2 separate regions of the Homo sapiens genome follow, and region 2 is linked to region 1. Evidence: read pairs that join two places in POLR2A ChIA-PET (ENCODE). Cell type or tissue: PC-9. All regions are shown on one strand. Each heading gives the region's core, and the rest is flanking DNA. Links, peaks and the distances in the headings are about the cores only.

Evidence for each region. ChIA-PET counts read pairs that join two places held together with the same protein. Peaks named below come from ENCODE experiments on the same cell type or tissue, not always from the same donor. Only the 100,000 strongest peaks of a DNase experiment are listed, where the experiment ranks them.
Region 2: POLR2A ChIA-PET joins it to region 1 with 5 read pairs; 4 of 35 experiments call an interaction of 5 or more read pairs at or near these places.

What each region holds. Positions count from the first base shown.
Region 1 is chr16:58,667,014-58,676,190 of GRCh38, reverse strand. It overlaps SLC38A7 (solute carrier family 38 member 7), which reads left to right. Exons shown (of 12, transcript NM_018231.3): 8 at 137-251; 9 at 3,948-4,095; 10 at 4,947-5,146; 11 at 6,024-6,078; 12 at 8,704-9,177. The coding sequence ends at 8,806. Among named protein-coding and RNA genes, the nearest start is that of SLC38A7, 13 kb to the left of the region's middle. In PC-9, for the core only: no CTCF peak of the experiment used is centred there; no DNase peak of the experiment used is centred there.
Region 2 is chr16:58,567,076-58,583,291 of GRCh38, reverse strand. It overlaps CNOT1 (CCR4-NOT transcription complex subunit 1), which reads left to right. Exons shown (of 49, transcript NM_016284.5): 9 at 110-236; 10 at 389-499; 11 at 1,777-1,947; 12 at 2,532-2,659; 13 at 4,353-4,593; 14 at 6,710-6,829; 15 at 8,163-8,285; 16 at 8,532-8,683. Among named protein-coding and RNA genes, the nearest start is that of SNORA50A, 15 kb to the right of the region's middle. In PC-9, for the core only: no CTCF peak of the experiment used is centred there; no DNase peak of the experiment used is centred there; H3K27ac peaks cover 424 bases.

The DNA of each region.
Region 1 (9,177 bases), core at 4,178-9,177:
ATCCTGGGGGGAAGGATGGAACAGGGGCCTCAGGACTTGCCCCTTGTTCCTGGGGTCTTTGTTCCCAAGGTACCTTCCTCTGGAAACTGGGGTTGAGGTCATTTCCCCACCATGACGGTGCCCTTCACCTGGACAGTGCCACGTCAGCAGTGTGCCCGTCTTCAACAGCATGCAGCAGCCTGAAGTGAAGACCTGGGGTGGAGTGGTGACAGCTGCCATGGTCATAGCCCTCGCTGTCTACATGGGGACAGGTGAGTGCTCCCCCCCCCCAAGACCTGGGACTAGAGTGCTCTCACTTCCACAGGAGTCCCTAGGTCCTGGGGCCTAGCTTTCCTGGGGACAGCCCTGCATTCCCAGCATGACTTGTATAGGCATTGGCTTGAACTTGGCCTGCCTGGAGCCTCCTCCTGCCAAGATGAGAGTGGTGTATTCATCCATTCATTCACCAGTTCTAACTTGGTGCCTAGGAAGTGCCAGGAACGGTTCTCAGCATGGGGGATGCCATGGAGAGAGACAGAACTGGTCTTGCCCTCATGGAGTTGACATTCTTGTTGGAGAGACAGTCATGCAGGAGTAACTGGGGAATCAGTAAGGAATTCCAGATGGTGGCAAGCATCCTGATGACAGTGAAATAGGGAAGGTGTGTTTTGTTTTATTCTATTTTATTTTGTTTTGAGAAAGGGTCTCAGAAACTGTCGCCCAGGCTGGAGTGCAGTGGCATGATGATAGCTCACTGCAACCTCAACCTGCTGAGGTCGAGTGATCCTCCTGCCTCAGCCTCCAGAGTAGCTGGGACTACAGCCATGTGCCATTGTGCCCAGCTAATTTTTTTTTTTTTTTTTTTCTAGCAGAGACAAGGTCTCACTATGTTGCCTAGCCTGGTCTTGAATTCCTGGGCTCAAGCAATTCTCCTGCCTCGGCCTCCCAAAGTGCTGGGGTTACAGGCATGAGCCACCAACCCAGCCTAAAATGGGGAAGGTATGAATGGGACTGGATGGGTGGCTTTGGGAGTGGTTCACAGAAGGTTCTTCTCAGAGAAGGCCCAAATGATGAGAAAGAGCCAGAAGAGGAGGAGCTGGGGAAGAAGGGTTCCAGGCAGAGGAACCACAAAACACCAAATCACTGAGGCAGGGCCAGGAAGAAAGTCTATGTGGCTGGAGTGGTGTGTGATGGGGGCAGGTGAAGGCAGTGAGGCCAGACAGGCACTGGCAGCCAGATCCTGTTGGGCCTCGAGGGCTGCTGGGAGTCATCGAGGAAGTGTTTTAAGCAGGGGGGTGGTTCGGGGAAAGGTGGCTCTGGCTGCCGTGTGGAGAGTGGTTGGGGTGAGGGAGCAAGTCTAGGAGACCCTGGAAGAAGGATCCCCTGAGTTCTTTCCACGGATAGACCGTAGGAGCTGCCTGGGCCAATACTGTTCTAGCCTCTGAATACACAGCCAGGAACAAGAGAGGCAAACAGCCAAATCCCTATTCTCCTGGGGCTCATGTCCTGGCTGGGGAGACAGAAAATAAGCCTGTAAAAATTAATTACTATTATTATTGTTATTATTTTTATTTGTATTATTGTTTACTTAAAGACCAGTGTGATAGTACAGTTAAAAAAAAATTAGAAAGCGATGAGGCCAGTCACAGTGGCTCACACCTATAATCTCAGCTATGGGAGGCCAAGGTGGGAGGTTCTCTGGAGCCCAGGAGTTCAAGACAGGCTGGGCAACATGGTGAAACTCCATCTCTACAAAAAATTTAAAAATTAGCCAGGTTATGGTAACATGCACCTGTGGACCCAGCTACTTGGGAGGCTGAGGTGGGAGGATCGCTTGAGCCTATGAGATCAAGGCTGTAGAGACCCATGATCATGCCATTACACTCCAAACTGGGCAACAGAGTGAGACCCTGTCTCTAAAAAAGAGAGAAATGAGTGTTAGGGGACAGGCCCAGTGGATCATGCCTGTAATCCCAACACTTTGAAAAGCTGAGATGGGAGAACCGCTTGAGGCCAGGAGTTCAAGACCAGCCTCGGCAACATAGTGAGACTCATCTCTACAAAAATTAAAGAATTAGCTGGGCGTCCGCCAGGCATGGTGGCTCACGCCTGTAATCCCAGGACTTTGAGAGGCCAAGGTGGGTGAATCACTTGAGGCCAGGAGTTCGAGACCAGCCTGGCCAACATGGCAAAACCCTGTCTCTATCAAAATTACAAAAATTAGCCGGGCGTGGTGGTGGTGCCTGTAATCCCAGCTACTCGGGAGGCTAAGGCATGAGAATCACTTGAACCTGGGAGGCCGAGGTTGCAGTGAGCCAAGATCGCGCCGCTGCACTCCAGCCTGGGGGAGAAAGTGAGACTCTGTCTTCAAAAAAAAAAAATTAGCCAGGCATGGTGGCATGTGCCTGTAGTCCCAGTGACTTGGGAGGCCAAGTCAGGAGGAACTTGAGTCTAAGAATTCAAGACTACAGTGGAACTATGATTGTACCACTTCACTCCAGCCTGAGTGACAGAGCAAGATCCTGTCTTTAAAAAAAAAAAAAAAAACGGCCAGGCACTGGGGCTCACGCCTGTGATCCCAGCACTTTGGGAGGCCCAGGCAGGCAGATCACATGAGGTCAGGAGTTCGAGACCAGCCCAACCAACATGGCGAAACCCCATCTTACTAAAAATAAAAAAATTAGGGCTGGGCGTGGTGGCTCACGCCTGTAATCCCAGCACTTCCCGAGGCAGGCGGATGACGAGGTCAGGAGTTCGAGACCAGCCTGGCCAACATAGTGAAACCTCATTTCTACTAAAAATACAAAAATTAGTCAGGCTTGGTGGCGGGCGCCTGTAATCCCAGCTACTCGGGAGTCTGTGGCAGGAGAATCACTTAAAACCAGAAGGCAGAGGTGGCAGTAAGCTGAAATCGCACCACTGCATTCCAGCCTGGGTGAAAGAGCAAAACTCCATCTCAAAAAAAAAAAAAAATTAGCCAGGTGTGGCGGCAGGTGACTGTAATCCCAGCTGCTTAGGAGGCTGAGGCATGAGAACCCAGGAGACCAAGATCATGCCATTGTACTCCAGCCTGGGCATGACAGAGCGCGACTCCATCTCAAAAAAAAAAAAAAAAAAAAAAAAAAAAATTAGCCGGGCATGGTGTAATCCCAGCTACTCAGGAGGCTGAGGCAGGAGAATCACTTGAACCTGGGAAGTGGAGGCTGCACTGAGCCGAGATCGTGCCACCGCGTGCCAGCCTGGGCAACAAGAGTGAAACTCCATCTCAAAAAAATAAAAAAGAAGAAGGCTGGGTGTAGTGGCTCACACTCTGGGAGGGTGAGGTAGGAGGATTACTTGAGCCCAGGAGTTCAAGACCAGACTGGGAAACGTAGCAAGACCCCATCTCTACAAGAAAATTAGCTGGGTGTGGTGGCATCTGCCTGTAGTCCTAGCTACCTGGGAGGCTCAGGTGGGAGAATCGCTTGAGCCGAGGAGGTCAAGGCTGCAGTGAGCCATGATCACACTACTGCGCTCTAGTCTGGGTAACAGGGCAAGACTCTGTCTCAAAAAAGAAAAGAAAAATAAGACAGCGTGATGTGAGAGAGTGCCTGGGGTGGGGGTCATTGTAGATGGACTGGCAGGAAGCATTCTCTGAGGAAGGACATCTAAACTGAGACCCAAATGATAAGGAGATGGCATCTGAAGGTCTGCCAGACAGAACAGTCAGTGCCAAGGCACTGAGGTGGGAATGTGCTGGGCAAGTTCAGGCTCAGAAAGCTGGGGGCTGGAGGGCTTCCAGCGATGGGGGATCTGAGAAGTCAGGGAGGGAGGCATCTGATCGGAGCCCCATCTCCCACTCTGAGCCTCCGTCTAAGTGTCCAGAGCTGCTGCTGCAGCCTCCAGGCTGATGTTGCTCCTAGGAGGAGTGGACAGTCCACCCCACTACCCTCCCAGGGTTGCCCTGACCCAGTTGTCCCTGCCCACAGGCATCTGTGGCTTCCTGACCTTTGGAGCTGCTGTGGATCCTGACGTGCTCCTGTCCTATCCCTCGGAGGACATGGCCGTGGCCGTTGCCCGAGCCTTCATCATCCTGAGCGTGCTCACCTCCTACCCTATCCTGCACTTCTGTGGGCGGTGAGCCCCCTTCCACTCCCCAGGGCCCCTCCTAGCCCCTGTGAGCGCTTCCAACATGGTCCTTTGGCCTTGTGTGGACCCCATCCTGTAGAAGGAGAAACTGAAGCCTGTAGAAAAGAGTCGGTGCCTAGGATGGGTCCCTACATATCCCAGGCCAGGTGTCAGAAGCGCCCTTTGTCCTGGGGTCACCAGAACATTCCGTGAGTCCTGTAAGAATCTCTATCCATGGCATGGCACGGTGGCTCACGTCTCTAAACCCAGCACTTTGGGAGGCTGAGGCAGAAGGATCGCTTGAGCCTGGGAGTTCAAGACCACCTGGGCAACCTAGTGAGACCCCATCTCTACACAAAATAAAATAAATAGCCAGGTGTGGTGGGATGCACCTGTGGTCCCAGCTACTCAGCCACTTGGGAGGCTGAGGCAGAAGGATGGCTGGAGCCCAGGAGTTCAAGGCTGCAGTGAGCCAAGATTGCACCACTGCACTCCAGCCTGGGTGAGAGAGCCAGACCCTGTCTCAAAAAAACAAAAAACAAAAGAATCTCTATCCAGATCCTTTCCTGAGCTTTCACATGGACACCCTCCCCTTTGGATGCCCCAGACAGTTCCTTTTAAGGAAAAAACAATATCAGTTTCCATGTGATGTAAAGCAAAGTGCTAAGCTCTCGACATTCACCGTCTCTAGTCCCTGTGGTAAACAGAGTGCTGGTGGCCCATTTTACAGAAGAGGAAACTGAGGGTCAGGAATGGGGCTTTCCCCGCAGTCTACCCAGTTAGGGGTCTGGCTCCTGTGAGCTAGAGGTGGGGAGCTGCTAGCAGCAGGGGCACCTCTAAGCCCTTCTCCATGTGGGCAGGGCGGTGGTGGAAGGCCTGTGGCTGCGCTACCAGGGGGTGCCAGTGGAGGAGGACGTGGGGCGGGAGCGGCGGCGGCGAGTGCTGCAGACGCTGGTCTGGTTCCTGCTCACCCTGCTGCTGGCGCTCTTCATCCCTGACATCGGCAAGGTGATCTCAGTCATTGGAGGCCTGGCCGCCTGCTTCATCTTCGTCTTCCCAGGTGCGGACCCCTGGCGCCCCATCTCACAGCCCCACAGCACAGACTCCCAGGGCCTGCCTAGCCTCAGCTCCCTACTTGCTCAAAACATGCAGGAGAGAGTAACCACCAGCACTAATTGATCACCTGTCTCGCCTCTGTACTAGCCCCTATCCAAGCATTATCTCCTGGAAAGAAGGTATAGTTGTGATCTCCAGTTTACTGATGGCACGTGGGGCTCAGAAAGGGTCACAGACTTGCCTAGAGCTTAACAAACTCAACTAGTAACCTTTTCCATCCCACGCTGTCTGGGTCCAGAGTCTATTCTTTTAACCATTCATTCAGGTGTCTGCTGCTCCTTGACTATGAGGGATCTATCTGGCTGGTTCAGCCCATTACAGCCCAGAGGGCAGTGGGGTCTGGGGTGGCACCCTGACACAGACATCAGGGAACCTGGGTTCCAGACACAGATCTACCGCCAGATCCCTGGAGAACTGTCCTGTCTGCCCAGCCATGAGTTCCACCCTTTTCCAGCTTGTCTCTATCCAGGAAGCCACCCTGAAAGCCCCAGCTGCTTTGCTTGGAGCAGGGGAGCCAGATCTGCTGGGAAGTGTACTAGGAAGACCCCTGGGGTTGGGCCACCACTGAGTCACCATTGAGTGCTGTCCCTTTAGCTGAGTCTAGCATGCTGCCCAAGGGGTCTTGTCAGATGCCAGCCTGTCATGGGAGAGCAGATGCCAGATGACCCCAGCAGGATGTGGTGTGGGGGCAGAGATGGAATTTCTAGAAGAGTAAACATGGGCCTTTCTCCATCCAGCACTGCTTCTTGGGAAAGGAGGTGGCTAGGAGGGAGGGAGCCCTCTCCCCTCACAAATGCTCAGGGCCACTTCTTCTCTTTCAGGGCTGTGCCTCATTCAAGCCAAACTCTCTGAGATGGAAGAGGTCAAACCAGCCAGGTAAAGCAGGACCCAGCCCTTGATCCTCTCAGGGAGGTGCTGGATTGGAATGTGGCTTTGTGGGGGCCTTAAAACAGATAGGAGTCAGAGGCTTGTGTACTTAGAAATCATGGGTTTTTGTTTTGTTTTTTTTTTTTTGAGCCGGAGTCTCGCTGTGTCGCCCAGCCTGGAGTGCAGTGGCACGATCTCAGCTCACTGCAAGCTCCGCCTCCTGGGTTCACACCATTCTCGTGCCTCAGCCTCCCGAGTAGCTAGGACTACAGATGCCTGCCACCACACCCAGCTAATTTTTGTATTTTTAGTAGAGACGAGGTTTCACCATGTTGGCCAGGCCGGTCTCGAACTCCTGACCTTAGGTGATCCTCCTTCCTCGGCCTCCCAAAGTGCTGGCATTACAGGCGTGAGCCACCACACCCAGCCAGGTTGTTGTTGTTTTTTTTTTAATACTTTTAAAAATTCGGTAGTGTGCTAGTTGTTAACAATTTAAACATTAATAAAGGGCTTAATACAAAAAGATGGAAGTCCCTCTTCCCCCACAACCCACTCGCCCCCACATCCTTTCTGAGATAGCTCCATGTTACCAGTATGGTCTGTGTCCTCAACCACTTCTGTACATGTGTGCGTGTCTGTGTACACATAGCTATGGAGATGTATACATAGATGCAGGGCTCTTGTTTTGTTTTATGAAAAGTGGTTTCAGCCAGGTGCATTGGCTCATGCCTGTAATCCCAGCACTTTGGGAGGCCAACATGGGCAGATCACCCGAGGTCAGGAGTTCGAGACCAGCCTGACCAACATGGTGAAACCCCATCTCTACTAAAAATACAAAATTAGCTGGGCATGGTGGCACCTGCCTGTAATCCCAGCTACTTGGGAGACTGAGGCAGGAGAATTGCTTGAACCCAGGAGGCGGAGGTTGCAGTGAGCCGAGATCACACCATTACACTCCAGCCTGGGCAACAAGAGGGAAACTCTGTCTCAAAAAAAAAAAAAAAAAAAAAAAAAAAAAGCCATACAAACATGTCTAAAAAAGAAAAAAAATTGGCCAGGCACAGTGACTCACGCCTGTAATCCCAGCACTTTGGGAGGCCAAGACAGGCAGATCACCTGAGGTCAGGAGTTCGAGACCAGCCTGGCCAACATGGCAAAACCCCGTCTTTACTAAAAATACAAAAATTACCTGGTTGTGGTGGCGCATGCCTGTAGTCCTAGCTCGGGAGGCTGAGGTAGGAGAATTGCTTGAACCCCGGAGGCGGAGGTTGCAGTAAGTGGAGATCGCACCACTGCACTCCAGCCTGGGTGATAGCAAAACTCTGTCTCAAAAAAAGAAAAAGAAGAAGAAGAAAAAAAATCACCCTTTATTTCTTTTTTTTTTGTCTTTTTTTTTTTTTTTTTTTTTGAGATGGAGTTTCACTCGTTGCCCAGGCTGGAGTGCAATGGCGCGATCTCTGCTCACTACAACAACCTCCACCTCCCGGGTTCAAGCGATTCTCCTGCCTCAGCCTCCTGAGTAGCTTGGATTACAGGCGCCCACCACCACACCCAGCTAATTTTTTGGGTTTGTTGTTGTTGTTTTGAGATGGAATCTCGCTCTGTCACCCAGGCTGGAGTGCAGTGGCATGATCTCGGCTCACTGCAACCTCCAGGGTATCTGGGATTACAGGTGCGCAGCACCATGCCTGGCTAATTTTTGTATTTTTGGTAGAGACGGGGTTTCACCATGTTGGCTAGGCTGATCTCGAACTCCTGACCTCAGGTGATCCGCCCACCTTGGCCTCCCAAAGTTCTGGGATTACAGGCGTGAGCCACCATACCCAGCCATTTTTTGTATTTTTTTAGTAGAGACGGGGTTTCACCACGCTGGCCAGGCTGGTCTCAAACTCCTGACCTCAGGTGATCCACCTGCCTTGGCCTCCCAAAGTGCTGGGATTATAGACATGAGCCACCACACCCAGCCTAATTTTTCTATTTTTAGTAGAGATGGGGTTTCGCCATCTTGCCCAGGCTGGTCTTGAACTCCTGACCTCAGGTGATCCATCTGCCTCGGCCTCCCAAAGTGCTGGAATTACAGACATGAGCCACTGCACCCAGCCTAATTTTTCTGTTTTTAGTAGAGATGGGGTTTTGCCATCTTGCCCAGGCTGGTCTCGAACTCCTGACCTCAGGTTGCCCGCCTTGGCCTCCCAAAGTGCTGGGATTACAGGTGTGAGCCACCACACCCGGCCGGAAATCACCCTTTATTTCAATTCCGTTTTATCCCTGTTGCTGTTAATTGGTACATACATTTGCAGATGTCTGCTTTTTGTTTCCTTTTTTTAATGAAATAGACCACATTCCATGTGACGTGCTTTTTTCTGAACATCTTTCCATCAGGATGCCTACATTCGAATCGTGGCATGATGTGAACAATCAGTTACTCCCATTAGATCTTGGTCTTCTTACCTATGGACTAGGGACAATACACCTGGCCCCACACTACCTTTGTATTGAAGTCTTTGGGAAGTAGGAAGTGCTCTACCAACAGGAGAAGTGCGATAATTACAGTAATTAACAGTTATATATATTGAAGTCTGCAGTCATGGGATGGGATGACTGATCAGACCTCTCTCACCCTCTGTTCTACAGCTGGTGGGTGCTGGTCAGCTACGGAGTCCTCTTGGTCACCCTGGGAGCCTTCATCTTCGGCCAGACCACAGCCAACGCCATCTTTGTGGATCTCTTGGCATAACCACTGCCTCCCAGGGAACACAAGGCCTTTGCCATTGGTCGCAGGAACCCATCTCTTAGAGCTATGGGGCCATTCTTAGTCCACGATCATTCCAACTGGTGGGATGACATCCGGACATCCTCTTCCAGGGACTGGGGCAAACTCAGGCCCCACACCTCTGGACAGCTCAAATCCAGTCCCCTTCCTGCTCCCCAGTCCTGGCAGTGCCGTGGATGGCGGCAGGAAGTCTCACATCATAGAGGACCCCTCCTCCTCTCCCAGTTCTCAACTTCTCCATGCCTGGAATCCACGGGTGAAGAGAGTCGGTAGATCTCATAAGAAAGAATCCAGTCTGACTTCCCTCTGGAGAATGACTATGGACAGAAGGCCAC
Region 2 (16,216 bases), core at 5,616-10,615, 94 kb after region 1:
TTTATTTAGTAAAACTAAGGCTTTCAAACAAGGTTCATTTAATGCCAGAATTTCTCAATCTCGGTGTTGAGGCTGGTAGCATTTTTCTGAAGTTATATTTCTGTTTCAGTATTGAAGAATGTCGCAATATAATCGTGCAGTTTGGTGTTCGGGAGGTCACAGCTGCCCAGGTTGCAAGGGTTTTGGGAATGATGGCTCGAACTCATTCAGGATTAACAGATGGCATTCCATTACAGGTGTGTTGAATTCAGCTATTTTACCAAGTGAGTTAATGTCCTGTCCTCTTTATTTTTTTTTAATTAAATTACAGTATGATTGATTGTTCTATCGACCAGAAGTGAACACATGGAGTAGTTGGGTTTGTTTAATTCAAGTTTTACTTCTACAGAGTATTTCTGCTCCGGGCAGTGGGATCTGGAGTGATGGGAAAGATAAAAGTGATGGAGCACAGGCACACACATGGAATGTAGAAGTCTTGATTGACGTTCTTAAAGAACTGGTGAGTATATGTGATGATGATTTTTGATTTGTGGTATTTGAATGATATAGTCCAAAGAAAGCAAATTTTTAAGAATTTTCCACCTTCGTTAACTCAAAAAGTAATAAAGTGTCCAAGTTAATTGTGTACTGCAGGCAGTACGTAACCAAATTTAAATTTTTTCATTAGGGTTGTTACCTTGTAATTTGGGGTGCTACTTCTAAGTTACTCTTGTTTATGGTGGATAAGAACAGTGAAAATCATAATTATCTTGCCACTTCTACTTCGGTTGCAAACTGAATAAAAAATAAAGTACCTCTACTAAAATATTGAAGGGCTTAAATAAGACATAAAGGAATTGAACTCTATTTATTTTTCCTTTTGCTGTGTTGCCCATATTGGACTTTAACTCCTGGGCTCTAGTTAGTGATCCTCCCACCTTTGGGAGCAAAGCGTTGGGATTACAAGCGTGAGCCATTGTACCTGGCCTAGAATGGAACTTTTGTTTTTGTTTGTTTTTTTTAGACGGAGTCTCACTCTGTTGGCCAGGCTGAAGTGCAGTGGCACGATCACAGCTCACTGCACCCTCTGGCTCCTGGGTTCAAGCAGTTCTCCTGCCTCAGCCTCCCAAGTAGCTCGGTCTACAGGCTTGTGCCACCATGCCTGGCTAATTTTTTTTTTTTTTTTTTTGTATTTTTAGTAGAGACAGGGTTTCATCATGTTGGTCAGGCTGGTCTCAAACTCCTGACCTCAGGCAATGCGCCCTCCTTCCAAAGTGCTGTGATTACAGGCATAAGCCACTGCACCTGGCTCTAGAATGGAACTTTTAGATATTAAAAGGTAGTGTGATAAGCCGGTTGTGGAGGCTCACTCCTGTAATCCCAGCATTTTGGGAGGCCGAGGCAGGTGGATCACATGAGGCCAGGAGTTTGATACCATCCTGGCCAGCATGGCGAAAACCTGTCTCTACTAAAATTTTAAAAAATTACCTGGGCATGTTGGTGTACTTCTGTAATCCCAGATACTTGGGAGGCTGAGGCACGAGAATCTCTTGAACCAAAGAGGCAGAGGTTTCAGTGAGCTGAGATCATGCCACTGCACTGCAGCCTGAGCAACGGAGTGAGACTCTGTCTTAAAAAAAAAAAAAGAAAAAAAAAGAATGGGTTTCTTAAAATTCACATTAAAAATTTTGTAAGTAGAACATCTAAATTGAATTTCAGATTTAATTTGGCCTTTTGGATAATGTATCAAAATATACACACATTCATTACATTTTAAACTGCTTTGGTCTTTTTTAGAATCCAAGTTTGAATTTCAAGGAAGTAACTTATGAACTGGACCATCCTGGATTTCAAATTCGTGACAGTAAAGGACTTCATAATGTGGTTTATGGCATTCAGAGGGGTTTGGGTATGGAAGTGTTCCCAGTAGACCTCATATATAGACCTTGGAAACATGCTGAAGGCCAGGTGAGTAAGTGGTATTTAGCTATAGATGGGGGAATAAAACATGACTTATTCTTTATGTAGTGCCATCTACCCATTGATCGAAATATTCTTGTAAAGTAGAATTTGTTATACATAGCACAGAAAAGCAAGGACTGTCCATAAGTATTGAAGGAATATTATCATAGTTTTAGTATTAGGCAGACTCCTTTAAGGTGTAACTGTCAAGGTGTTTTCCCAATAGTTTAATGATGTTCATTTCCAAGGCAACGTTAAGTTTCCCTAATTGGCTCAGAAATGTCTTTTAACAGTCAAGGTGTTTTCCCAATAGTTTAATGATGTTCATTTCCAAGGCAACGTTAAGTTTCCCTAATTGGCTCAGAAATGTCTTTTAACAGTTGTTATGATTGATAATCCAGACAGGGTTTCATTATGCACCTTTAATGTGTCTGAATTATGTGTGGTTTTCAAAGGGCAAATAATTAAGATTTTAAACGGGAAATTGCCATGCTAATAACCTTAAGATTGACAATAGCCTAGTGAAAACATTTCAGATTTTTATAGCATTCACAATCATTTATGGTGGTAAGCATTTTCTTTCATTGCAGCTCTCCTTCATTCAACATTCCCTTATAAATCCAGAGATCTTCTGTTTTGCTGACTATCCCTGTCATACTGTTGCCACTGATATTCTGAAAGCACCACCAGAGGATGACAATCGAGAAATTGCCACATGGTAAACACTTTGATTCATCTTTCATTTAAAAGATTACTTCTTATTTTGTGAAATATAAAGTTAATAGTAAGCCAAGTACATAGTTAACAGGTTTAAATGAAGCAGTAGTTTTAGTGACCTTACTTATCTTAAGTATTTATAGAGGGGGTTGGTAGATAAATTCTTTTTCAGTCTCTATCGTTAGTTATATCTTGTAAGGTCTGTCTTTAGGTGTTCTTTTAAAAGCATCAAATCTGAAAGTATCAAATGTTGGAAAGATTTGTACTTCCTCCTTTCTCCCTTAGTATTGAGATTTCTTCTCTGTAGAGCTTATGCCTTTTTTTTTTTTTATTTGTAAGTTGCTCAAGGTGGCCAACCTGTCAAATCTAATAGTTTTCTTTTCTTTTCTTATTTATATTTTTGGGATGGAGTCTCGCTCTGTTGCCCAGGCTGGAGTGCAGTGGCACAATCTCAGGAGTGCAGTGGCACAATCTCAGCTCACTGCAACCTCCGCCTCCCCGGTTTAAGCGATTCTCCTGCCTCAGCCTCCCGAGTAGCTAGGATTACAAGTGCTCACCACCGCCCTGGGCTAAGTTTTATATTTTTAGTAGAGATGAGGTTTTACCATGTTGGCAAGGCTGGTCTTAAACTCCTGACCTCAAGTGATCCATCCGCCTCGGTCTCTCAAAGTGCTGGGATTGCAGGTGTGAGCTACAGCACCTGGCCAAATCTAATGCTTTTCAGCTAAAGTATCTAGTTTCTCTGAGTTCCAGTTTCAAATTTTCGAGGTAGAATCTTAGTCCGGCCTGGTGTGTATATCAGGTTTCTCTTGGAACTCTGTCCCGTCATTCCTCTCTGTGAATGTGTGAAGAAAGAATGGTACAAGTACTTTGATCATTTTTGAAGTACGCAGGGCTACAGGGAGAGAGCGCGGCCTGAATTGTTCCCCAAAGGGATCTAGTTCATAATGTATCTTCAATTTTTTTCTATCTATACCCTCCCAGAACACATTTCTGTTATTGATCAAATAATTGTCTTTACTTTTTTTGGTGGTGGTGTGTTCTTTTCTTAGGTGGTAGCCAACATTAGATTTGAAAAATTGCTTATTTTTTTCCTTATGAGTCTAGTGTATATAGTAGTGTTTCTTCTTCATTTTATTTGAACAGATAAAGGGCTCTTTCCATTTTTATAAAGCTTAAATACCATTATCACATTAACAAATAACAGTTCCTTAATATAGGTAGTTATTTACATTTAAGTTCCCCAATTGGCTCAAAAATGTCTTTTAAAAATTTCTATGATTGAGAATCCAGACGCAGTCCATAGTTTCTTTTATTCTGTAAATCTGTCTTTGTTCTGTCTTTTAAATTTATTTTTTGCCATTGATTTGATAGAGAAATACAGCATTTGTTCTCTAGTCTACCCCATGTTATTTTCTTACCTGTTTTCTCATGGTGTTTACTTCATTCTCTATCCCCATGGTTTTCATGGGCTGAGGATAGAGTTAGATCTTCAGGCTCAGTTAAAGTCAACCAGTTTCAACCTCTTGGGGCAAAAATAATTCTTAAAGAGAGTGCTGTGGACTTCAAACTTCTAATATTAAAACATGACACCAACTTGGTTTTGTGCTTACAAGCTGGTATCACTTATTTTGAAAATTAATCTGTATACTTGGATTTTCATTGATAAAGCATGTTTCTTCCTTTCTCGTTAGGAAGAGCTTGGATTTGATTGAATCTCTGCTGAGGCTTGCAGAGGTTGGGCAGTATGAGCAAGTCAAACAGCTCTTCAGCTTCCCTATCAAACACTGTCCAGACATGCTGGTATTGGCCTTACTACAAATTAACACCTCTTGGCATACCTTGCGCCATGAACTTATCTCCACTCTGATGCCAATTTTCCTTGGAAACCATCCTAACTCAGCTATTATTTTGCACTATGCATGGCATGGGCAGGTAAGATGTGACCGTGTGCTTACCATTTTTTCATCTGAATAATTGATCTTCTTTGGAGTGTTGAGGAAGCTCAACCAGAGAAATTTTTTTTTACATCTCTGAATTATTATGACTTTAAAAGTCATACTGTCATAAAACTTGTTTTATCTTTTAGAATCATGTGAGCAATAAAATACAAGATCCCAAAAGCAAGGAGGCAAAATAATATTTAATAATTTTATTTTCTTTCCTTTTTTTTTTTTTTTTGAGATGGTGTCTTGCTCTGTCGCCCAGGCTGGAGTGCAATGGTGCAGTCTTTCTCACTGCAACCTCCATCTCCTGGGTTCAAGTGATTCTCCTGCCTCAGCCTCCTGTGGAGCTGGGATTACAGGCGTGCATCACCATGCACAGCTAATTTTTGTATTCTTAATAGAAGTGGGATTTCACCATGTTGGCCAGGATAGTCTCAAACTCCTGACCTCAAATGATCCACCCACCTCGGCCTCCCAAAGTTCTGGGATTACAGGTGTGAGCCACCACACCCGGCCAATATTTAATAATTTCAATATTAAGAAAGGTCTGTATTGCTAGGGCATCACTTTCCTTTTTATGCGAAGGAGCTTAAACATCTATCATGGAGGCAGAAGGTATTGATGTCATATGTTCACAAGAAATGAGAGATCACAGAGCAATTTTTAATTAGCACTCTTTTCTAATTTATCTAAATCCAACATTTACATTTTATTTCAGTTTGTGCTGAAATGCCTTTCAAGCCCCTGTGCTTTTTACCTCTAATTTTGTAGAATGTATTTGGCAAGTAAGTATTCTTTTGTCCACTGATTTTTTTCCCTCCCCTACTTTTTTTTTTTTTTTTGAGAGAGAGGATCTTGCTTGCCCTGTCACCTAGGCTGGAGTGCAGTGATGCAAACATGTCTCACTGCAGCCTCAACCTCCCAGGCTCAGTCAGTCATTCTGCCTCAGCCATCCTAAGTAGATGGGACCACAGGCACATGCCACCATACCCGGTTAATTTTTTGAATTTTTGTAGAGACAGAGTCTTGCCCTGTTTCCCAAGCTAATATCCTACATTATATGATACATGCAGAAAAAAACTTTCTTCCCCTTTACCCCGAGTGCCCTTTTTAGCTACTTTTTATCCTTTACCCATACTTGGAGTAGTTTATATTATATACAAGTGCTTTTTACAAATTAGTGAAATAAGGCTCTTTATTATAAGTGAAAAATGTTAGCCTTAGTTCTAGGTCATTCAGTTAGTTTCCCCTCCTTTCCTAGAGACTCAATTAACATTGTAGACTTTAACAGTTTACAAAATGCATGATAAACATTTAACCAAGCATTTGCAGTCCAGATGGTCTTCATTCCTTTCTCACCATAGCTGTGAGGTAGAAAGGGCTGGTAAACGAGCTGCATCTCCTCACTTGTGATTGAATACTTGTTCTAGCAGACCATCTGCCACTCTAGGACAATTAACTGGGATATTACTTAGATATAGCAATAGTAGTGGTCTTGCTGTTGCTTCTATGATAAATACTCACTGAATTCTAGATATTTGCATCATTCATCGTTGTTTCTGAAAACCAGGCTACCTGCCAGTAAAAAAAAAAAAAGAAATGGAATTAAAAAAATCAAAGATTCTTGTTTGTGGAAATAAGATTTAGAATGTGTGTACAGGCGCCACTCCCAGAAGTAGTGATACATCCAACACTATACTGTGCAACATCAGAAATAGTTACCTTAAATTGTTTTGTTTTTATTTATATACCAGTAATTTGCATTTAAAGTAATTATATAAACTTGATGTAACCTCATGTTCACATAATCTAGTTCACATTTGTGTTTCTGAAAATGATAGTCAGACTTAAAATAGGACAAATAAGTTTGTTGAATGACTATATGACCCAAGTTTAGGAACAGGCTTTATTTGGAATATGTGGAGGTAACTTGGCTTTCCCATAAAGAACGTCACGGTAATTGCATAGTTTGAGGCCTGAACTTAATGTCAGCACAGGTATACCTGATTTTTATACAAGTTCTAGCAAAATTAACTGGGCATTTGTAATAATATCTATCACAGTGTTTAGCAGTATTGCTATTTAATCTTTCTTCCCCTTTTTAGGGACAGTCTCCCTCAATTCGCCAACTTATCATGCATGCAATGGCAGAATGGTACATGAGAGGGGAGCAGTATGATCAGGCCAAATTGTCTCGAATACTTGATGTGGCCCAGGACTTGAAGGTGAGTTCAGAGGGACAGACTGACACCAGTTTATTTACTAATGAGAAAAAAAGGCCGGGCGCGGTGGCTCATGCCTGTAATCCCAGCACTTTGGGAGGCTGAGGTGGGCGGATCCACAAGGTCAGGAATTCGAGACCAGCCTGACCAAAACATGGTGAAACACCATCTCTACTAAAAATAGAAAAATTAGCCGGGCGTGGAGTGCGTGCCTGTAATCCCAGCTACTCAGGAGGCTGAGGCAGGAGAATCGCTTGAACCTGGGAGGCGGAGGTTGTGGTGAGCCAAGATTGTGCCACTGCACTCCAGCCTGGGTGACAGAGTGAGACTCCATCTCAAAAAAAAAAGAAAAAAGGAAAAAAAGTAAATGCTTATGTAACAAAGATGCTCTAGGAATAATTCACATGTGACTAGCTCCTAGAATGAGATGAGATTTAGAGGTTTCTTAAAAAGGATAGGAAGGAGAGTGGCTTTAGGTAGATAAAAGTGTTTTTATTTTTGATTGGTCTTCCATATATTGTAAAGCTGTTTTATAGTGAAAAGTTAGCTTTTCTCATAAGTTATGTTAGATACAGTTTTTGGGGAAACTAGGCATGCTTCTTCCCTTAAGCAACTCTGTGAGAATCAACAGGATCTTTTGATGAATTACTCTATATCTTTTTTTTTTGGAGATAGAATCTTACTCTGTCGCCCAGGCTGGAGTGTAGTGGCGCCTCTTGGCTCACTGCAATCTCTGCCTCCCGGGTTCAAGTGATTCTCCTGCCTCAGCCTCCCAAGTAGCTGGGACTACAGGCGCCTGCCAACGTACCTGGCTAATTTTTTTATTTTTAGTAGAGACAGGGTTTCACCATGTTGGCCAGGCTGGTCTTGAACTCCTGACTTTAGGTGATCCACCCACCTTGGCCTCCCAAAGTGCTGGGATTACAGTCGTGAGCCACCACGTACAGCCTAGACTCTATATTATTAATCACTAGGTGCATTAATGTACTGGTGATATAGTTGTGCTTAAGCCTGTGTTTAGATTTTGAAAAATGGGTAGGGATAATTATTCATGCTTTGAGTCTTGTTCTGCTCTAGGTTTAGTTATTTTAAAGAGCACGGTAAAGTTTGTTTGGAAGGTAGTGTCATGTATTCACCTTTAAAATGTGATCATTATTTTAGAAAATAATGACTAATGTTACCCCTGAATTGTGCTTAGCTGTTTAAATTGTGACCAAGGAAGTATTAGCAGTGTGTTTTATTTGAACTTGTTTGTGGAAAGCGAAAAACAGAATATGGGACAGAGATAGTTACTTAATTGCTCCATTTGCATTATCTAATGTGCTTTGTCCTTTAGGCCTTGTCAATGCTGCTAAATGGTACTCCATTTGCCTTTGTTATTGACCTTGCTGCACTTGCTTCACGTCGTGAATACCTCAAACTTGATAAGTGGCTCACAGATAAAATTCGAGAGCATGGGGTAAGCAGGATTTGTTCATTTATTTTTGCTCTTAAATTTTGGTGGCTAAAATGGCTATCAAGTACAACTTTTAAAATTTGTGCAGCAGTAATAAACTAAAGAAAAATTTGAAAGAAACAACTTTTTTAAATGGCAATGAAGATGTTACTTATTTTGGATTTTAGTTATAGTGCTTAGTAGTTATCTTTAATCCAAAAACATTTAAGATCAATTTTAAATACACTGAGAGACTTTTCTATTCTTCAGGAGCCTTTTATCCAGGCGTGTATGACTTTTTTAAAGAGACGGTGTCCTTCTATTTTGGGCGGACTTGCCCCAGAAAAAGACCAGCCCAAAAGTGCTCAACTTCCTCCAGAAACTTTGGCGACAATGTTGGCCTGTCTGCAAGCTTGTGCAGGGTAAGAAGTACATACATGAATATGACTTTTTTTGAATTGGATTATATGAATAATTGTAGACTTGCGGAAGAAGAGGTTCAGTGAAAGTGACAGCAGTTTAAAATGGTCCAATGGTTTTAAGTCCAAAGTCCTATACTATTTATGATACATACTAGATCCATTTGAGTTAAGGTTTTGTATCTGGTGTGAGGTAGAGGTCCAAATTCATCTTTTGCATGTGAATATCCAGTTGTTCCAGCAGCATTTGTTGAGACCACTACTTTGCCTTTTGAATTATTCTCAAAAAAAGCAATTGCCCATAGTGCATGGGTTAGTTTGTGGTCTCTCTCTTTTAAGTGGCAAGGTCTTGCTGTCGACTAGGCTGGAGTACAGTGGTGCAATCATAGCTTACTGCAACCTCAAACTCCTGTATTAAGTGATCCTCCCACCTCAACCTCCCAAGTACCTGGGACCACAGGCACGTGCCACCCACTCTCAGCTGGTTAAATTTTCTTCTTCTTCTTCTTCTTTTTTTTCTTTTTGTAGAGATGAGGTTTCAGTATGTTGCCCGAGCTGATCTCAAACTCCCGGGCTCAAGTGATCCTCCTGCCACAGCCTCCCAAAGTGCTGGGATTACAGGTGTGAGTCACCATACCTGGGCTATTTTTGGTTTCTTAATTCTGTTGATCTGTGTCTCAAAGGCCAGTTCCACAGTCTTGATCACAATAGGTTTTCAGTAAGTTTTGAAATTGGGGATTATGAATTTCCCAGCTTTGTTGTTTTTTAAAATTGTTGCAGCTCTTCTCGGTTCCTTGAATTTTCCTAAAAAGTTTAAGATCAGCTAGTTAAGGCTGGGTGCGGTGGCTCATGCCTGTAATCCCAGCACTTTGGGAGGCCGAGGCGGGCGAATCATGAGTTCAGGAGATCAAGACCATCCTGACTAACACGGTGAAACCCTGTCTCTACTAAAAATACAAAAAAATTAGCTAGGCGTGGTGGCGGGCGCCTGTAGTCCCAGCTACTTGGGAGGCTGAGGCAGGAGAATAGTGTGAACCCAGGAGGCAGAGCTTGTAGTGAGCCGAGATCTCGCCACTGCACTCCAGCCTGGGCGACAGAGCGAGACTCCATCTCAAAAAAAAAAAAAAAAAAAAATTGCAAAACAGCCTACTGGGAATGTTGAGAGGATTACGTTGAATTTTTAGCTCATTTGGGGGAGTACTGCTGTCTTAATAACATTGTCTTTTTAATCCGTGAATCTGGGATGTTTTTCTACTTATTTAGGTCTTTAATTTTTTTCTTTTTTTCTTTCTTTCTTTTTTTTTTGAGATGGAGTTTCACTCTTGTTGCCCAGGCTGGAGTGCATTGGCATGATCTCGGCTCACTGCAACTTCTGCCTCCCGGGTTCAAGTGATTCTTCTGCCTCAGCCTGCCGAGTAGCTGGGATTACAAGTGTGCACCACCATGCCCCACTAATTTTTGTATTTTTAGTTGAGATGGGGTTTTGCCATGTTGGCCAGGCCGGTCTCAAACTCCTGACCTCAGGTGATCTGCCACCTCAGCCTCCCAAAGTGCTGGGCTTACATGTGTGAACCACTACGCCTGGCCTCTTTAATTTTTTTCAGTGATATTTTTTCATTTTCAGTGTACATCTTGTACTGATTTTGTTAAATTTATTAATTATTTTATTTATTTAACTTAATTTTTTTTTCTTTTTTTTTTTTTGAGACAGAGTCTTGCTCTATTGCCCAGGCTGGAGTGCAGTGGTGCGATCTTGGCTCACTACAACCTCTGCCTTGCAGGCTCAAGTGATTCTCCTGCTTCAGCCTCCCAAGTAGCTTGGACTATAGAGACATGCCACCCCTCCCAACTAATTTTTGTATTTTTAGTAGAGATGGGGTTTCACCATGTTGGGCAGGCTGGTCTCGAACTCCTGACCTCAAGTGATCTGCCTGCCTTGGCCTCCCAAAGTTGCTGGGATTACAGGCATGAGCCACCACGCCTGGCGTTAACTTAATTTTTGTGTGTGTGTGTATGTCACCCAGGCTGGAGTACAGTGGCATGATTATGGCTCACTGCAGCCTCCACCTCCCCCCTCAAACTCTGAAGTAGCTGGCATTACAGGTATGCACCACCATGCCCAGCTAATTTTTTATTTTTTGTAGAGACAGGATTTCACTGTCTTGCCCAGGCTAGTGTTGAACTCCTGGGCTCAAGGCATCCTACCACTTTGGCCTCCAGAAGTGCTGCGATTGATTACAGGCATGAGCTACTGCACCTGGCCTATCTTTGTAGATCTATCTATTATTGAAAGTGGAGTACAGAAGTATTCAATTTTTTTTTTTTTTGAGATGGAGTTTTGCTCTTGTTGCCCAGGCTAGAGTGCAGTGGCATGATCTCGGCTCACCGCAACCCTCCGCCTCCTGGGTTCAAGTGATTCTCCTGCCTCAGCCTTCCAAGTAGCTGGGATTACAGGCATGCGCCACCACGCCTAGCTAATTTTGTATATTTAGTAGAGATGGGGTTTTTCCATGTTGGTCAGGCAGGTCTCGAACTCCTGACCTCAGGTGATCCGCCCGCCTTGGCGTCCCAAAGTGCTGAGATTACAGGTGTGAACCACCACGCCCAGCCCAATTTTTTTTATTTTTAATTTTTTATTTTTCTGAGACAGAGTCTGCCTCTGTCCCCCAGGCTGGTGTGCAGTGGTGTGATCTTGGTTCACAGCAACCTCCGCCTCCTAGGTTTAAGCGATTCTTGTGCCTCAGTAGCTGGGATTACAGGTGCTCACCATCACACCCAGATGATTTTTAAATTTTTAGTAGAGATGGGATTTCACCATGTTGGCCTGGCTGGTCTCAAACTCCTGACCTCAAGTGATCCACTCGCCTCAGCCTCCCAAAGTGCTGGGATCACAGGCATGAGCCACTATGCCCGGCCTCCTATTATTTTAACTGTCTTTTTCTCCCTTCAGTTTTGTCAGTTTTTCCGTCAGGTGTTTGGGGCTTTGTTTTTAAGTACATGTGTTTTTATAATTGTTACATACTTCTTTATTTTATTATTGTTTTTGAGATGGAGTCTTGTGTCTCGCTGTGTCACCCAGGCTGGAGTGTGGTGGCACTGTCTTGTCTCACTGCAACCTCCTCCTCCCACGTTTCATTGATTTTCCTGCCTCAGCCTCTGGAGTAGCTGGAACTACAGGCGTGCGCCACCATTTCCAGCTAATTTTTTTTTGTACTTTTAGTACAGATGGGGTTTCACCATGTTCCCCAGGCTGGCCTTGAACTCCTGACCTCAGGTGATCTACCCACCTTGGCCTCTCAAAGTGCTGGGATTATGGTCATGAGCCACCGTGCCCGGCCTTAATGGTTACATATTTCTGATGGATTGACCCTTACTGTAAAATGTCTTTGTCTCTATTAACAGTTTTTTTCTTAAACATTTGTTTTGTTTGATACTAGTATAACCATTATAGTTCTCTTATGGTGGTTTGCTTGGTATATTTTTGTTTTGTTTTTTGTTTTGTTTTGTTTTGTTTTTCTCAAGCTATATGTGTCTTAATTTGAAGTAGGTCTCTTTTAGAGAAGGTATGGTTGGAGCATGTTTGTGAATTTGTGTTTGTGTTTACTACATTCTGCCTGTCTTGCATTTAATGTATTTATTGATAATATAGGGCTCTTTTGCTGTTAATCTTTCTATCTCTTGTCACTTTTGTTCCTCTGTTCTTCCATTACTGCCTGTCTTACTGTTAAATAGATATTTTGTAGTGTACCATCTTAACTCCTATGTTTCTTTGACTTTATTTTTTGTTTTGTTTCTTAGTGGTTGCCTTGGGTATTAAAACTAACATTTTAACTTACTCCAATCTTTTAGTTTCGGTAGGATCCAAAAATTTCATTTAGTATGGCTTTGTCCCCTTCCCCTTGATTTTTGCCATTATTGTCATGCAAATTATACCTTTATACATTATGTGATCACCAAAAGGTTTATAATTCTTGCTTCATGCAGTTATTTTTTTGAGACAGGGTTTCATTCTGTTGCCCACGCAGGACACGATCACAGCTCAGTGCAGCCTCAACCCTCCAGACTCAAAGCGGTCCTCCCAGGTAGCTGGGACCACAAACATGTGCCACCACACCTGATAAATTTTTTAATTTTTTGTAAAGTTGAGGTTCTCAGTATGTTGCCCAGTCTGGTGTCGAACCTCTGGGCTCAAACTGATCTCCCGTTTTAGCTTCCCAAAGTGTTGGGATTACAGAAATGAGCCACTGCACCCAGCCCAGTTGTTCTTTAATTAGGAGATTTATACTGTCCTTTGTATTTACCTGTGTATCTTTGCCAGTAGTTTTTCATACGGATTCAGGTCAGTGTTCAGTGTTTTTTCATTTCAGCCAGGATTCTTGAATTTTTCTTGTTTCAGCAGGACTGCTAGCAATGAATTACCTCTTTTTGTTATCTAGGGAATATCCTAATTCCTCCTGTATCTTTGGGGATAGCTTTGCCAGATGAAGGATTCCTGGTTGGCATTCCTTTTCTTTGAACATTTTGAATATGCTCCCCCACTGCTTTCTGTCCTCCATGGTTTCTGATGAGACATCAGCTGTTAATTTATTGAGTATTGTATGTGATGAGTTGCTTCTATCTTGCTGCTGGTAAGATACTCTCCTTGTCTTTTTTCTTTCATCAGCTTGATTATGTTATTCTAGGTATGAATCTCTTTGAGTTTATTCTACTTAGAATTTATTGAATTTCTTGGGTGTCTAGATTAATGTTTTTAATAAAATTTATCGGGTTTTCAGTCATTATTTCTACAAATCTTTCCGTACCTTTTTCTTCTCTCCTTGTACTCCCATTATGTTTGTGGTGGCACACTCAGTAGTGCTCCACATGTCCTTGAGTTCTCAGCCCCCATCCCCCCACCCCCTTTTTTTTCATTTTCTCAGGCTGGATAATTTTAATTGATCTATCTTCAAATGAACTATTTTGTCTGCTTGAATGTGTGGTGGGACATGTGGTTAGTGAAACTTTATTACAGTTACTGTACTTTTTCTGTTTGGTATGTTGTAGAGTGTAGTATCTGATGGGAAAAAACGAATTTCTGTTTTTTGGTTTTTTTTTTTGCTAATTTCTATGGACATGCTTTTTGAGATAGTATTCCTATGTTTTCCTTCAGTTCTTTTGATATATTTTCTTTTAAACGTGTTCTGTAGTGGCTGGGTGTCATGGCTTCAGCCTATAATCCCAGCAGCACTTTGGGAGGCCAAGGTGGGTGGATCACTTGAGATCAGGAGTTTGAGACCAGCTGGCCAACATGGCAAAACTCCGTATCCACTAAAAATGCAAAAATTAGCCAGGCATAGTGAAGGGCGACTATAGTCCCAGCTACTTGGGAGGCTGAGGCAAGAGAATTGCTTGAACCCAGGAGATGGAAGGTACACTGAGCCGAGTTTGTGCCACTGCACTCCAACCTGGGCAGCAGAGTAAGACTCTGTCTCAAAAACCAAAATAAAATGAAAATAAATGTGTTTGGTAACTGATTTGAATTCCTTGTCTAGTAAGTCCAACAGCAGTGTTTCCTCAAGGATCATTTCTACATAGCTTTCCAGCCCTTTGCATGGGACACCCTTTTGTTTCTTTACAAGTCTTGTAATTTTTTTGTTGAAAACAGACAACTTTAAATAATATGGCATTTCCTGGAATCAGATCTTCCTTCTTCAGCAGAGCACATTGTTCGTTATTGCCCTTTTTTTGTTTAGTGACTTTCCTGAACTAATTCTGTTCTTTATAATAGTTGGCTACTGAAGTTCCTGCTTGGTTAGCCTTGTTGTCAGCTAAGATTGACGAGATTTTCTTAAACCTAATCTTGGGAATCAATTCAGCACTAAGCCAGGCAATTCACAGCCACCTTAGTCTTTACTTCCAAAGTTTTTTTTTTTTCTCTCTTTTTTTTAAAATCGAGACGGAGTCTCGCTCTGTCGCCCAGGATGGAGTGCAGTGGCACGATCTCGGCTCACTACAACCTCCACCTCCGGGGTTCAAGCGATTCTCCTGCCTCAGCTGAGTAGCTGGGATTACAGGAGCATGCCACCACGCCTGGCTAATTTTTGTATTTTTAGTAGAGACAGGGTTTCACCATGTTGGCCAGGATGGTCTCGATCTCTTGACCTCGTGATCTGCCTGCCTTGGCCTCCCAAAGTGCTGAGATTACAGGCTTGAGCCACTGCACCCGGCTCAAAGTTTTTCTTTACAGATTTTTTTTTTTTTCTTGAGATGGAGTTTCGCTCTTGTTGCCCAGCCTGGAGTGCAGTGGCACAATCTCGGCTCACTGCAACCTCCACCTCCTGGGTTCAAGTGATTCTAATGCCTCAGCCTCCCGAGTAGCTAGGATTACAGGCATGCACCATTACGCCCAGCTAATTTTGTATTTTCTTTAGTAGAGACAGGGTTTCTCATGTTGGGCAGGCTGGTCTCAAACTCCCGACCTCAGGTGATTCGCCCGCCTCCCAAAGTACTGAGATTACAGGCGTGAGCCACCGTGCCCGGCCTTCTTTACAGATTTTTAGTTAGCCTGTATGTAGTTTGCTCCAACTGTAGTAGTCTTCCACCTCAGATAGGCAATAAGTTTAAAACAGTTACTTTCAAATGTTTTTTGTAAACACCTCATGCAGAAAAGGTTTTTGTTTGGGTCAGTTTTCAGGTCAAATAAATCCAACCTTGTCATTGTGTTCTCACACAGACTCCCTATACAGATGAAATAATGACAATTCACTGAGAAGGAGGCTTTGAAGATGTTTTAACCCTGTTTTGATTCACCTCTCAGGCTTCTGGTTTTCATTGTGATTGAGGGCTGTCAGCTTCTAAGCTGGCTGTGGAGCTGGAGATGGGAATAATAGGGCAAATTAATGTGCTAGAAAACTTGATAGTCTCTTGAATAAAAATTTCCCACTTGTTATAAGCCTTTGGTTAACTTCCAAAGTTCTGAAAAAGTTGATTCAGACACTTTTCTAGTTGCTTTTATGAAGGAGAGGAAGTCAGCCCATACCCTGTCGTTTTGCTTTATGAGAAGGTTTTTTTTTTTTTTTTTGAGATGATGTCTTGCCTCCAATTACCTGGGATTACAGGTATATGCTACCATGCATGCCTATTTTTTAAATTTATTTTTATTTTTAATTTTCTGTGGAAATGGGGCTTCACCATGTTGCCCAGGATGGTCTCAAACCCCTGAGCTGAGGCACTCCTCCTGCCTTGGCTTCCGAAAGCGCTGGGATTACAGGTATGAGCCACCACGCCCGGCCAGCATTATTTCTTTTTGTTGTTGTTTAAATAGTCTCACTCTATTACCCAGACTAGAGTGTAGTAATGTGATCATGGCTCACTCGTGGGCTCAAGCAGTCCTCTCTGCATCCTAAAGCGCTGGGGTTATAGGCATAAGCCACCTATGCTCAGCCTTTTTTTTTCTTTCTTTCTTTTTTTCTTATGAGGTCTTACTGTGTTGTTGTACAGTCTGAAGTACAGTGCATGTTCACAGGCACAATCATAGCTCAATGCAACCTTGAACTC